Regions from separate parts of the Homo sapiens genome. Here region 2 is linked to region 1. The links are chromatin contacts, found by Hi-C or POLR2A ChIA-PET in ENCODE. All regions are on one chromosome and are shown on one strand. The core of a region is the stretch at or near the end of the contact, and the rest is flanking DNA. Distances in the headings are between cores, read along the strand shown. Region 1 holds the start of PTH (parathyroid hormone). Region 2 overlaps FAR1 (fatty acyl-CoA reductase 1).

What was found. A loop is a pair of places that touch in the nucleus more often than their neighbours do. ChIA-PET counts read pairs that join two places held with the same protein, here RNA polymerase II (POLR2A).
Region 2: a map of Calu3 shows a loop between it and region 1 (2.0-fold over the local background). The contact joins the enhancer-like site here to the promoter of PTH in region 1. A Hi-C loop is called at or near these places in 1 of 168 maps with a recorded cell type or tissue (Calu3). POLR2A ChIA-PET finds 5 or more read pairs at or near these places in 1 of 52 experiments (naive thymus-derived CD4-positive, alpha-beta T cell).

The regions. Positions count from the first base shown.
Region 1 is chr11:13,493,560-13,501,368 of GRCh38, forward strand. PTH (parathyroid hormone) reads right to left here and starts at 2,438. Exons shown (of 3, transcript NM_000315.4): 1 at 2,352-2,438. RefSeq lists promoters at 2,371-3,121, 2,383-3,442, 2,435-2,597, an enhancer at 2,812-2,833 and silencers at 5,758-6,923, 5,759-5,859, 6,593-6,710.
Region 2 is chr11:13,677,272-13,685,080 of GRCh38, forward strand. All of the region lies in intron 1 of FAR1 (fatty acyl-CoA reductase 1), which reads left to right. Among named protein-coding and RNA genes, the nearest start is that of FAR1, 13 kb to the left of the region's middle. RefSeq lists an enhancer at 3,269-3,428. Within about 2 kb of position 3,305, at least 2 of the 41 ENCODE cell types and tissues checked have a DNase peak (open chromatin) inside an H3K27ac peak, as active enhancers do.

The DNA of each region.
Region 1 (7,809 bases), core at 1,188-3,687:
ATAATCACGCATCTGCGATCTCACCATCTACCGTCCTAACTGTGACTTGGGGTAAACTGCCAGAATTCATTCTGCATAAATGAGCTATGTTAAAATGTTAGCAACATTTCATTGCATGATGACAGAGTACATTTCTAGTCCACACAGTACTTCAACGTGATCATTCTCTTAACTCAGCTAATAACTAATGGAAAGTACAGTTTTACAGTCATACCACTTATGTATATACATATATTTTACCCTTGCTTTGTTACATGTTTTTAAATTTTTTTTAAAAAAGTATTTCCTTTCTTATGATCCTCCCCCAGAATTAACATGCTGACTTAGGAAAAGACGAAGTAGATAAAGTCTATCCTAGTATAGAGAGCAATGGTTTACTTTTACCTAATTAAATATTTCCTTGTCATTTATCAATTGTCACTGACCTTTTTTATGTAATTATTTCCTCATTCACTCATCTATAAATATTTATTAGTGCCTGTTGTTACCCATGTCTCCTTGATTTTCCAGAAAAATAATTCATGTTTTTTTTTTCTTCTCATTGCTAAGCTCACTTAGAAAAATTAGGCACCATTTAAAAGACTTGGAGAACAGACCAGCGTGGCTTCTTGGGCACAGCTGGATGGTGCTGGAAGCCAGGCCTGGGATTTGGAGAGAAGAGTCTCCAACAGATAAACCCACGGAGGTCACCAGCCCTCCCTGCATCTACTCTCCTAACAGCTCAGGATGGCCCTGTTACACTACTGCCAGCCCTGGTGACTCGCTTTCTTAGCAATTTTTAAAGCCCTCTTCATTATGTACTTCCTACTTAAAATTCAGAACCTCTGTGATAAGCAATGCCTCTGTCATACAGAATGCTGGATCTCAGTTTACTGAGCCTCTCCCTGTAGTGTCACAGGCTGTGCACTCACCTAGATGAGCCCCTAAGAGCAGGGTTTGCTTCTGCTTCATCTAATGCCACATCTTCCCTCAAATGTGTGGTCACCAAATGTTCTGCAAAAAGGGTCTCTAGCTTTTTACTTTTCTTTTTGGCAAATTAAGCCCTTTAAAATACTTCTGACCTATCTTTATACTCAGATCTCACCTCATCTCAAGTTTTATGGGGTAATGCGCCAGTGAAAGGTACAGTGGTATTAGTGAGTTCTGAAGCTTCTAATTACATAGACAATAGAGGCTGGCTGGTGAGCCATGCTTCTCATGCTCCCTTCTGTCACACTGCAGAAATCTTAAGCTACAAGAGGAATGAAAGAGCCTATTTTTGAGAAATCCCCCCGCACTGCATTTTATGTTGATTATACCTAAATGTTTATAACTTGCTTGAAAATGCCTAATTTTCTTCATAGTGTAAATTGTTAACACTATTTACGTAGCAAATCCTTTTCTTAAGTAACCTTCATTTCAGGCATTGTAATAACCATAAATACCAAACTAATAGGTGCTAATCTAGAGATTTTCACTAAATTAATTCACATTTCTCCTAGCATTAAAAATAATGTGTCAAAGCATTTAAAAATCATCTGATTAATTACTTGTGATATGGATTTCGAGCTTTATCTCTGAATGGAATGCTTGTTTGTAGCTTATTTCTTCAACTTATTTTATTAACAATTATCTTTTAATATAACTTTTGTCTCTTTCCTCGTTTCACATCAGTATAGGATATTCTTGCCTTAATCTGCATTTCAGTACTTGCAAAGGCTGTTATTATAGAAGTGCTTTTCCTTAATGCTCAGTGTACTACCTTTTAACATACACATAGAGTAGTTATGTACTCCTATTTTACAGGGAAACTGCATCATTTAGAAATAGCATAGGAAATACTGTTTTCAGAATACAGCTGTCATTTATGTAAAGGAAATAAATATTTACTAGTCAAACTGGGCTTATCCAACTTTAGTATACAGATTGGGCTCTTTATGAGCCATAAAATAAATAATCTAGATAAGAATACTCTGCAGGAAAAACAGAATATTAACTCCACTTAATAAATTTATAAAGATTATTTAAATCAGAACTATTCATTCACCATCAACCTGTTTTATTTCAAAATTTTGACACCGATACTATTATATTAAAGCATAGCATGCCAAATTTTAATGATTTTTTGTTGTAATTTCAGATGAGGTTTTAAAAGGCAAGGTATCTCAGAAGACTTTAATCAAAAAGGATTTTGTGATTTGAGTAGCATTAATTTATTTTGTATGTGGCATTTTATATTAAACATAACTCAAACTTCTTAGCATTTTACCTTGAAGAAACAACATGGTATTTGTAGAAATGGTACACATTAAATAATAACTTGATTATCAAAATCTCATGAGATTCAGAAGTGAATTTTTAAGTTTACTTACCATACAATGTCTTAGAACAAGATCTTCGTTCAGGTATGTTAGTAGCTGATGCTGAGTAAACTAAAGACAACTGATGAATTGGACTGCAGACCCCTTAAATGGTGACTTTTATATATAGGTCTTCTGCTTACCAAGAGAGGCTCTTTTATTGTTACAGATGATGTCACTCCCAATTCTCTGGATCTCAACTATAGGTTCAAAGCAGCACATACACACACCCATTGGGCGGTGCACACTCTTCTTAAGTTTCAGATAATTGGATACTAAAAGGAAAACAGCATTTGGCTTGACAAGGGGCTTATGCAAAGACTTTTAACAAATACAGAATTATACCATCGAGAAAAATTCTATGTGGATTAATGAATCTGAATTTATACTGTAAAAAGACTGATTTCAAAGGTTTATGATAAAGTCATTATCTTACTTGAAAATAAAACCCAAAAATAAGTGTATTTGTTATAACCGTACTGTTGGTACAGTTTTTATGGTAATAAATCATAAATGTTAGGCTTACTTTACAAGCCATTTTCAACCAATCCATGTCACTTCTGGTCATCTTTCAAAAAACAGATATAGCCCTTTTCTTAAAGGAAGTGTTAAGAATAATTTGAGAAAATGCTCTTAGTACATAATTACTTTAAAAGCTTCAAAAGTGAAATTATTTTAAAATTTATTTAACTTATATTTTATTTGTGCATCTTAATCTATAATAATAACATTTGATAAGCACTAACTGCATGCCTAACTACATATATTATCCCACTAGATCTTCACAGCAGTCCTTTAAAGTTAGTACTTAAAGTACTAAAGTTAAGTGCTTATCCCCATTTTTACATGAGGAAACTTAGGCTTGGAAAGCAGAAAAGATGGAATTCAACAAAGGTCTTTATGACACCAGATTCTTACTACCTCAGTTTCTGCCTAGAAATACAGCCCTTCTTTGAACTCCAGTCTTCTTGACTTTAATTTGCAAAGTCATCTGAAAACACAGCAAAAGCTCTTTGCAACATTTTCCCCTAGGGGTTAGGTCTTTATTCTCATGTTCCCTAAGGGATGATGAGAGCCTGCTCCAAAACCTATTGGAGGCATGATGCTGCCACATGTCTGACTTCAAATATTCCTCCAGCAATATTTTCCTGGTCCACCTGTCAAAACACCCTGAATGTCTTTGATATATCTAGGACTCCTTTAGACAGCTTTGCCTTCCCACCAAAGATCCGGTGCCAGAGTGGGATCAGTTCTCTCAGCTCTGGTCCCATCCTGGCTTCATGTCATCCTTTTTCCTACTAGCCATTGTCAAGGTTTGACTCTACCTTAGGTAAGAGCCAGTACAAATTTGAATAGTAACCGTATGGAGTTTATAATGAGAGATATATACTAGTCCTGTCCTAGGAGATTCTCCACTCTGGGTTAACCTCACTTAGAGTGTTGCTCCAGGCTCCATTTTAGAAGCAGTAGAAACAAATGGGAACATACACTGAGGATATCAATCAGTTTGGTGAAAATGTTGAAAACTATAACATGAGAAGTAGTTGAATGAAACTAGAAAAGTCTGAGGAAAAAAAGACGGGATGACTTTATAGCTGTGTTTAATTATTTATAGGGTTACCATAAGGAAGAAGGAGTATTCTCTGTGGTTTAAGAAGGAAGGGCTGGGTTCATTGGGTTTAACTTGGACATTATAATTGTCAAAATAAGGAATCAAGTACCTTCTCAAATAGTGATTTCTCCATCACTGAGAATATTCAAGTAGAAGGTAGATGAGCATTTATCAGGCATACTATAGAGATTCATACATAGAAGAAAGTTGAACTAGATAACCAAGAGGTCTCTTTTAACTGTAAAAATCTGTTGTCTTGATCTTTTTAAAGACCTCTTCTGATGCAAACTCTACATGTGATGTTTGTGTGTCATTTTTCTGCTATACTCTGTTGAGAAGAAGAATTGGAAATACAGATGGTTTTTCTTTTTTCTTTGAGATAGGATCTCACTCTGTCACTCAGACTGGAGTGGTGCAGTGGTATGGACATGGCAGCCTCAACTTTCGGGGCTCAAGCAGTCCTTCCACCTCAGCCTTCTGAGTAGTGGGGGCTATAGGCACACAGCACCACAACCAGCTAATTTTTAAATTTTTGTGGAGGCAGAGTGTAGCTAAATTGCCCAGGCTGTCCTTGGCTCAAGCAGTCCTCCCACCTCTCGCTCCCAAAGTGCTGGGATTACAGGCATGAGCCACCACACCCAGCCACTAATGGATTTTTATTTTTTAACTTTTAAGTTCAGGGGTACATGTACAGGCCTGTTATATAGGTAAACTCATGTCGTGGAGGTTTATTGTACTAATTATATCATGACCCAGGTATTAAGCCTAGTGCCCATTAGTTATTTTTCCTGATCCTCCGCCTCCTTCCACTCTCCATCCTTCAGTAAGCCCCAGTGTGTGTGGTTCCCTTCTTTGTGTCCATGTGTTCTCATCTTTTAGCTCCCAATTATAAGTGAGACCATGAGATATTTGGTTTTCTGTTCCTATGTTAGTTTGCTAAGGATAGTGGCCTCTAGCTCCATCTTGTTCTTTTTTATGGCTGCCTAGTATTCCATGGTATGTAGGCACCACGTATTCTTTATCCAGTCTACCACTGTTGGGCATTTAGGTTGATTGCATGTCTTTGCTATTGTGAATAGTGCTATAATGAACATACGCATGCATATGTCTTTATTATAGAATGATTTATATTCCTTTGAGTATATACCCAGTAATGGGATTGCTGGATCAAATTGTAGTTTTGCTTTTAGTCTTTGAGGGATCGCCACACTGTTTTCCACAATTGTTGAACTAATTTACACTCCCACTAACAGTGTATAAATGTTCCTTTTTCTCCACAACCTCACCCATACCTGTTATTTTTTGGCTTTTTGATAACAGCCATTCTGACTGGTGTGAGATGGTGGCTCGTTATGGTTTTGATTTGCATTTCTCTGATGATCAGTGATGTTGAGCTTTTTTCCATACGCTTGTTGGCCACATGTATGTCTTATTTTGAAAAATGTCTGTTCATGTCCTTTACCCACTTTTTAATGGGGTTGTTTGTTTCTTGTAAATTTGTTTAATTTATAGATGTTGGATATTAGGCCTTTGTCAGATGCATAGTTTGCAAAAATTTTCTCCCATTCTGTAGGTTGTCTCTTTACTCTGTTGATAGTTTCTTTTGCTGTGCAGAAGCTCTTTAGTTTAATTATATCTCATTTGTTAATTTTTGCTTTCATTGCCATTGCTTTTGGCATCTTCTTCATGAAATCTTTGCTCATTCCTATGTCTATAACAGTATTGCCAATGTTGTCTTCCAGGGTTTTTATAGTTTCGGATCTTTAATCCATCTTGAGTTAATTTTTGTATATAGTGTAAGGAACAGGTCCAGTTTCAATCTTCTGCATACACAAATGGTTTTATAAACACATTTTTTGCATTGTTATTATAAAGCCATGCTTAATATTCTGATTTGGAGATTTTTCCCGCTTTGGGTAAGTTTAATGTAATTGACAGCCTTCTAGGAGTGATGCAATTATCACTTTCTTGTTCTTCTTTCTCTTACACTTATTTATAGAATAAATTGTCATACCAAGGCAACCACATTATTAAACTAGTTTTACAGAAAAATAAAGCAAATAGTTCAGACAGTGGTCACTCATTTGTTCACTCAAAAAAATGCGTTGAATACTATCTGCCAGGGGCTGTATTAATCACTGGATAATTGAGACATAATCAATGCCTTGAAATTTAACACATAATTATAATATAATGTGATAGGTATTATAATAGGGGTATGAACAAAGACTTATAAAAGCACAGAAGAGGAAGTGACAATTTCCCTAAAGTTGTTGGAAGCTGTTTTACTGAAAAGCTGAACTGTCCTGACAGGTGATTGTGTTTTCCATCAGAGAAGGTAAGAAAGGACAGAGGGAACTGCATGCGCACAGGCATGCAGGCAATGAAGACTGAATAGACGCAGTGGCTCACACTTGTAATCTCAGCACTTTGGGAGGCCAAGGCAAGGGGATTGCTTGAGTTTAGGAGTTTGAGACCAGCCTGGGCAACATAGCAAGACCTCATCTCTCCTAAAAGTTAAAAAAAAAATCAGCAGGATGTGGTGGTGCACACCTGTAGTCTCAGATACTCAGGAGGCTGAGATGGGAGGATCACCCAAACCTGGAAGATGGAGGCTGCAGTGAACTCTGATCATGCCACTGTACTCCAGCCTGGGCGACAGAGTGAGACCCTGTCTCAAAAAAAAAAAAAAAAAAAGACTGAATATTGAGTATATGCTTGTGGATGGAGAGGGAAAATGGGGAAATGGATGATGACTCCAAAGAAGTAAGATTTGGGTACAATTTTGGAAGATTATTGTGTGAATGCCAAGGAGTTTTGTCTTGCAGTCCTCTCTAAACTCTAAATGTGTGCATGAGTAATATTGTTGTGTCCTTCAAATTTTTCAAAGGACTACTTGACCTTCCCACAAAGCAGTAATATAGCTGCCAAGACTTGATATATAGTTTATCTGAACCATCACGTTCTGGACCTGCAGGTATTAGATAGAAGGAAATCACTTAGGAGGACAGGGTTAGGGGATATGTGGGCACAAGAGACTGATGACACCGTGACAGAGAAGAGCTGAGCACAGCTTTTTGCTTTGAAAACGTCAGCTTTTCTTAGCATTCTAAAGTACTGAAGCTAGGGTCAAACAATCTAATGTATTCCTCACATTTGGGAAGGACAAAATACCATGTGTTGTGCCCTGTTCCCTTATGGAAGGTTTAAGTTAAGACGGATACTTTTTCCTTCTGTTTGCTCAATAGGAATTAGTACAGCTTTGGGAATTTGACATCAACAAGCTTCCAGGGCTGAAAAATCCAGCTACATCTCTCTAATTCCATGTTTTGTGAACAGATTGGATAATTTCTACTCCCTTTTTTTAAAAAAAAAAAACAAATTTACTGAGGTTCAATTGATATACAAAGAACTGTTCATATTTAATGTGTACAATGTGATGAGTTTGGACATACATGTTATCCCTGTGATACCATCACCACAATTAAGGTAATAGACATAGCCAGCACTTCTCAAAGTTTCCTTGTCGTTTAGAAGAACACAACATGAGACCTACCTTCTTAAATTTTGAAGTTCACAATGCAGTATTATTAGGTATAAACACTATATTGTATAGCAGATCTCTAGAACTTATTCTGAATAGTGTCTATCTTAATGGTTGAGTCATTCTTTTGCTCCAAGCCCCTCTGTGCAATGAGTTACTGAGCTCCTTATTATTATTATTATTAATTTTTTTGAGACAAGGTCTCAATCTGTCACCCAGGCTGGAGTGCAGTGGTGTGATCTCAGCTCACTGCAACCTCTGCCTCCAAGGCTCAAGGGATCCTCCTACCTCAGCAGCCTGAGTAGCTGGGTCCA
Region 2 (7,809 bases), core at 2,055-4,554, 180 kb after region 1:
AGGAGCTTAATTCCATTCCACAGTTGGAAACAGATATTAAGAATCCACAGTTCTTAAAACATTTTCCTCATGCTTTTTTATACCTTTCTAGGATGATCTTTGCCTAACAGCATTTAGTTGCAAGCTGTGTCTATGAACTTGGCAAAGTTTTAAAAATAAACTAGGAAAAGATTTTTGAGAAGAGAGTTTGTTATGGGATTTAGTCATTTAAATACATTCCTAAAAGCTGTTTTTTCCCCACTCAAAACTAGACACTGGAAGGATCATTGACATCCAGGTTCAAAGAAGTTACTGCTTACATGACTGATCCCGATTCTGAGTTCTTTTGCCACATTTGGTTCATGTGGAAAGGCTGGCTGGGGCTAAGACTTGCCCGTACATTAGCGACATCATAGCCAGAGTGAGGACCCTTAGAACAGTGCCTGTCAAGCTTTTTTAGTCCTAGCCTTTTGGCTGAGTCATTCTTTAGCTCAATAATTTCTACTTTCTAATGGAATAATAACACTTGTCAAGGTATAAGCATTTTTTGGGAAGAGCTATATGGATGGTTCCTAATTGAATCACAAAAAATATGCTTGTCATAAAGTCTAGACTAATTAGAAAACTGCAGGCCTCAAATCCTAGTGATGGAATTGTATCAATATATTCTCTACAGTTATAATAAAATAACCAAAAACTAAATTGATAACGATGAGCCAAACCTAATGGTAATTTAATTAAAAGGCAAGAATAATGACAATTGAAAACGAAGACCAACTAAAGACAACACAGTTTCACTGATGGCAAGTGCCCCTCTTGAAAGTTACGGACTTCTACGTTTTGAGTATGCATATGTGGTAGGAGCTTGCAGCATTGCCAGTTGCAGCAACTGGATATACTAGTGGAATACAAATTGAAGTTTTTGGTACATTCTAGTAAAGTCTTCATTTTTGCAACTCTTGGTAACTAGCTTAATAGTTTATTCATAAGTAGCTTTATGGATTAAAGGAAGGTCATGTTTTCTTTTTTTTTGAGACTGAGTCTCGCTGTGTCGCCCAGGAGGGAGTGCAGTGGTGCGATCTCCGCTCACTGCAAGCTCCGCCTCCTGGGTTCATGCCATTCTCCTGCCTCAGCCTCCTGAGTAGCTGGGACTACAGATGCCTGCCACCATGCCCAGCTAATTTTTTGTATTTTTAGTAGAGACGGGGTTTCACCGTGTTAGCCAGGACGGTCTCGATCTCCTGACCTTGTGATCCACCCGCCTCGGCCTCCCAAAGTGCTGGGGTTACAGGCATGGCCACGAAGGTCATGCTTTCTAAATCATTTATAGTCCATCAGGAGGCTTGGCCCTTTCTTGGAAAATCATTACTTTTGAAGGCTGGTTTAGTAATCCTTGAGCTTCTCATGAGCATTATTTCCCTAGCTGTGTTGGGACATTTATGAAGAGCAGGGCTTAGATAGAATTTAGTGGGTCTTTTTTTTGTTTTTTACCTCAGGACATTTGTAATCTTTGATATGCTAATATACATCTTTAATCTGGTTGGGATAAAGCATATAGTTTCCTAGCACCATTTACCACAAATGCTGCCTTGGAGGACTGAGTCCTGTTTTTAGGTTCAGGCTTGAGAACAAGATTCAGAAGGCAGCCATAAGAAAGTGACACAAGAAAAATAGAAAATACAGCATATATATGAAGCATACATAATTTACCTTTGTTAATCTTGGGCGAAGCGGTATGTAGTATATATGTAGTGTTCAGGGTAAATATGGTATGTTTTCCTATAACATCGGTTTTACTTCAGTAATTTGAAATATTTTATATAAATCTTCAGGTATATTGTGAAGTCAAATTTTATAAATTTTTTTTAGCAAAAAAGATATTGCAATTCTGTTATAAAAGTTTGAAAAGCTCTGTCTTTGGTAGTACAGTTAAAATATTAGTATATCTTTGTATATTGAAATATGTGTTTCACTTCTCTGAGTCTGAAAGTGTTAGGATTAAAATTTCATGTCTTAATATGAAAACATTATTATTAAGGTAAAAAGTGATCAAGCACAATAGTTTACCTAAAAAAAGAGTCATGTATGACTTACGGGAATTACTTTATTTAAAAAAACTGTTTTCTTCCCCTAGAAGGAAATTGAATACATGTTTTTGCAAGCAGCAGACTGTTTTTTCCCCCTCCAATTTCTCTAACTTAACTAATTGTTAGAACTATTTACTTTTTTGTTATTTTGGGTGCTTCTTCCTGTTTATTATTCAGTGTTATCAAGCTGTGTGTTAACAAGAACACAGCCCACCTTCTGTAGGCTTTATAGTAGAGAAGTTACCCTACTGGTTCTGGCCTTAAGGACAGAAACAGAAACAAAGGAAAATGTATATTATTGAAAAATTTGTTTTCTGATCAGCAGATAATTTTAGTGCTACAAAACTGACATTTCCTCTCTCATAGAGTAGAATTTGACTTTTTAAAGGTGTCTTTATGTTTGATTTTTACATCACTCAGAGGAATTCTGAATCTTATTTTTCTCAGTGTGTAACATTTCCCAGGATAGTAAGATCCTAGAAGCATTTTAACTCTTGTCAAAGTGCCATGCTTATGGAACAGCATCATTATATGAAACAGTTGTATAGTGGCCTAAGAACTAATGAACGTCTTTAGATTCCTTACTACCGAGAAGTGCCTTGGGGGGAAGTATTGGGGAAAATAGGATATAGACAGTTAAATATTGGTAAATCAGTGCTTGTGTAGGCAAACAAAGTGGCCATTATATCTACTTCAATGGGTACTTACCACAGGGTTGGACACTAGCATCTTTTATTGAAAAAAGAAATGTTAACCAGGATGCTACAGCTGATCTTTATTTGTGGAAAATGCTCAATAAGCCTTAATTTTTGAAAAAGGAAAAAGGAACCCACTGTTATTAGGAGCTTGACTACACTAAATAATTTGTACACTTTGGGTTTGCATTTTGGCTCTTTTTTTGTTGCTTATAGATTTCTTTCAGGTGAGGTTTTCTTTTTTGAGATAGGTTCTCACCCTGTTGCATAGGCTGGACTCAAACTCTTCGCCTCATGCACTTCTTCTGCTTCAGCCTCCCAAGTAGTTGGGCACACAGTTGTGTGCCACTGTGCCTGGCTCAGAGGATGTTTTCTTTGATGTTGAGTCTGTCTTAGTCCATTTGTATTGATATAAAGGAATACCTGAAGCTGGGTAATTTGTAAAGAAAAGAGGTTTATGTGGCTCACAGTTTTGCAGGCTGTACAAGAAGCACGGCATCAGTATCTGCTTCTGATGAGGGCCTCAGGAGGCTTCCACTCCTGGTGTAAGGTGAAGGGGAGCAGGCATCACACAGTGAGAGAGGAAGCAAGAGAGAAAGAGGAAGAGCTGCCAGTCTCTTTTCAACAGCCAGTTCTTGTGGCTGAGAACTGAGCCAGTTCTCACTATGAGTGAGAACGCTTAGTGGCACCAAGCCATTAATGAGGAATCTGCCCACATGACCCAAACACCTCCCACCAGGCCCCACCTCCAACATTGGGAATCAGATTTCAACATGAGACTTGGTGGGACCAAACAAACCATATGTAAACCATAGCAGTCTTAATCAAAACATTAAGTGATGATTGCAGTTACCAAAATATAGTAGGAAAAACACTGGAGGATTGGTTTTCAATGCTTCAGATGGGAATCTATCAGAAAATCTTAATGGATATACTTAGCTCGAGGCTTCTTCATAATCTAACTTCTGTAAAACAAGTTGTCTTGCTTTTGACTAGAGGTGTGTCAACTCCAGATGGTAATGCTGCAGAACTTTGCTCCTTAGTTCAGCTAAAACCAGGTTCAGGAGTTCATAGTTAATTGAACATGGGAAAGTTAATTGAACATGGGAATGTGAAATTCTCGTTCAGTAGATGAGGTTATTGGGTAGACAGAATATTTCAAAGTGTGAGATCCATGAGTCCATATTTTTAAAATGGGTTTTGAGTGGCTAAAAAAAACAGTAAGAAACAACTCTTCGTTGTACCGTAGTCCTGTGAAATAGGTCCAACATGGGTTGGTGGTTGACAGTCTCAAGAGTAACAGGCAGTTACTTGATGCTGTTTGTGACAGACTGTATTTTCTAAGGATGGTTGCAACAGTATTTTCCATCGCACATGTGTGAGCTTGTACAGACCCTAACTGTTCTCTCATTCTGAGGTGGGATTTAAGTCCCTTGAATTTGGGCAGTCTTGTAAATCACTTGTAGCCAATAGAATGTGGCAGAAAATTACACTGTATGACTTCCAAGGCTAGGTCAGAAAAGGTGAGAGAGCTTTTGCCTAGCTCACAAGAATACTGGTCTTTAAGCCATTAGCAGCTTTGTAAGTATCTGACTATTCTGAGGTCCCCATGCTATAAGGAAGCCCAAACTATCTCATGGGGAAAATCGAAGAGGCTAAAGTCCGGAGCTAGAACTGCTCAGCCAGAATTGCTTAGCTGAGCCCTTTACAAATTCCTAACTCATAAAAATTGTGGAAGAAAATAAAATGGTGGTTGTTTTAAAACACTAAGTTTTAGAGTGATTTTGTTATGTAGTGATAGGTAGCCAGAATACTCCATTCCATACTACTTTCCCATCCATACTTTTAAATTCTGTGCTTTTTTATTATTATTATTATATCAAGTTTTTGAACAAAGTAGTGGGCAAGAGTTTCTCTGAGTTTGTGACAGGATTATGTTATGTGCTCTTCTTCACTTGTAGTCTTTTCTGCAAAATAATACAACCCAAGCCTCATCCCTGCATATCTTAATGGGCTTTCCTTTTAGAAATACAGATTTTTAAAAATATATATCTTGAAAAAGGCTATAGGTCATGTCATCCTTTTGCATTCAGCCTCTGGCATATCTGTATTTCTGAAGCCTGGCATTAATGTGTTGTTTTGTTCATGAAGATATTATTGTATCAAACAAGCATTTGTTGGCCATTTTACAGTGTGTCAGTAACAATAGTAGTAGTGAAATCATAGACAACGAATATTTAGACTGTACTGCTTTCCCATTGATGTCTTTCTCATTTATACTTCATTTTTCTGAATGTTTGTGGAATATTGGAAATCATTGTTTAAAACAGAGGTTGGCAAACTATGGCCTGCAAACTGTCTTCCTGTTTTTTTAAAGTTTTATTGGAACACAGCCACACCCATTCATTTATTTATTATCCATGGCTGCTTTTCTGGTACAGTGGCAGAGCTGAGAAGTTGTTGCTGAGATTGTATGGTTCACAAAGTGGAAAATACTTGTTACTTGGCCCTTTACAGAAACCTTTGCCAGCTCCTGGTTTAGACTGTTTCTTAGAAGTTGATTATCCTTTTTACTTTTTTAGTTTTTTACTTTTGAGGCAGGGTCTCACTCTGTCACCCAGGCTGGAGTGCAGTGGCACAATTATGGCTAACTGTAGTCTCAACCTCCTGGGCTCAAGTGATCCTTCCACCTCAGCCTCTCAAGTAGCTAGAATCACAGGTGTGCACCACTACAACTGGCTTATTTTTGTATTTTTTTTTTTCAAGGTGGGGTTTTGCCTTGTTGCCAAGGCTGGTCTCAAACTCACGGGCTCAAGCAATCTGCCCACCTTGGCCTCTCACAGTGCCGGGATTACAGGCATGAGCCACTGCACTCAGCCAGTTCCCCCTTTTAAAGGGACATTTATTTGAAGTTATTTTTTCTTCTACTTTTAAAGACATGCAATCTAATGAATATTAAAAGATTATTTAACGTAACTTTCTATCTGCTGCTTGAATTTCTTTCAGTACTCCTACCATATGATCTTCCAGCTGAAAGGGATAAGATAATGAGATAAGCAGAATTAATTAAATAATGACAGCTGGGAGTGGTGGCTCACGCCTGTAATCCCAGCACTTTGGGAGGCTGAGGCAGGTGGATTTTTTGAGGTCAGGAGTTGGAGACCAGCCTGGCCAACATGGTGAAACCTCATCTCTACTAAAAATACAAAAATTAGCTGGACGTGGTGGTGGGTGCCTGTAATCCCAGCTACTTGGGTGGTTGAGGTAGGAGAATTGCTTGAACCTGGGAGGTGGAGGTTGCAGTGAGCCGAGATCACACCACTGCACTCCAGCCTGGCTGACAGAACAAGACTCCATCTCAAAAAAAAAAAGACAAAGCAGCATTGGATATGGGTGTGTTAAACACAGAAATTGCACCTGATTGGGAGTAAAAAAAACATAGATGAAATACTAATATTTTGTTATTTGTCCATTTGCTCAAAACTGTCTCTTCATTGGTAAGTTTTTTGTTTTTTTTTAACAATTTTTCATAGAGATGGGGTCTAGCGATGTTGCCCAGGCTGGTCTCGAACTCCTGGCCTCAAGTGATCCTCCTGCCTGGGCTCCCAAAGTGCTGGGATCACAGGTGTGAACAACTGTGCTTAGCTTCATTGGTAGGTTTTGACTTTGAATTTGTTTACTTGCAGAAGGCACAGAAGAGCCAATTTTAATAGAAAAAACACGTAAATGGGCTGGACTTCCAGGTATAGCTATAGGTGGTAGAAATTTTTAGGTAGCTGGATTTAATGGTTAGATATTCAATTTGAGACTTTCCATTGCAGTACTTAGTTTCCCTAAATAAATGTGTAGCAGCTAAAACATGGAACTAAAAGTCCTTACAAATATACCTGTTGTGAGTTACTGGGTTTGTACAATAAATGATGATACAGAAAGATGCATACAAGTAGAGCCAGTCTAGACTTGACTGCAGTACTATATTGTGTATTGTACTATATTTGTATATTCTATGTACTTTATTGCTTTGTGAACATGGTGAACATTGTGAATGAGGTGAATCTCACAGGAGATAGAAGAAGGTACATCCATTTCCAAGATCAACATTATCTCGAGAGGGAAAGTAATTTTTCACATTCCATTCAGGAAATCCATCCTGTTAGAGTCCCGTTAATTATTTGTTTCATACATAAGTAACCATCTAATGTTTTTAATACATTTTCCATCTAATAAAGAAATGGAATGAATTTAAGTAATAAAGATTAGTAAAAGAAGGAAAACATAGGTTGAGCATCACATTAAAAATTTTTAGACTATTTCTGAAATATTACAGATCAGACTGACAGCTGAAGGACCATACTGAGAATCATTACCATAGAAGTAAAGGGAAGATGCATAAGGAAATGTAATTGTGTGCCCAGTCTTTTGTGTTTATTTTCACAAAAATGCTATAAGGTGGAGTTGGGTGGGTTGGATGTTTTATCTGTATTTTAAAGATAAAGAAACTGCAGACCCAAACAGGTAAGCAAGCTCAACAGCAAGGTAAACAGGTGAGTTTAGATTCTAACCTAAACCTGCTAGACTTGGAGTCCCAGGGATTTCTATTGTGTCTTGGTGCTGGATTATCTGAAAGGCTTGTTTCTATAAAGGGCCTACCTTATTTAGGAAGGAGCAGTTTATAAGCTGGGCCTCATTTCATTCAGTATTGAAAATGTTTTCACTAAACATTTAGTTTCCTAATAGCTCACTAGTCTGTGTACTTTATTGCTTTGTGAACATGGTGACCATTCAAGTTTAAGGCATTTAAGTTACAGTATATATTTTCAAACTGAAGTGATCCATAGGATTACCTTGGTATAGGAATTTGTAGAAACATGTTTGAATGTATTATTAGTCTTAAGCAAGACCGCAAATCTTCTTGTTTTCTACCTTACCTTATTAACTCTACTGCCTTGGGGGTTTTTTGTTTCTAATATTTCAATAAAAGATTCTATCTAGGTAAGATCTCTCTGTGGATCAGGTAGGGTGGAGTTGGAAATAAAGCCACTGATCTT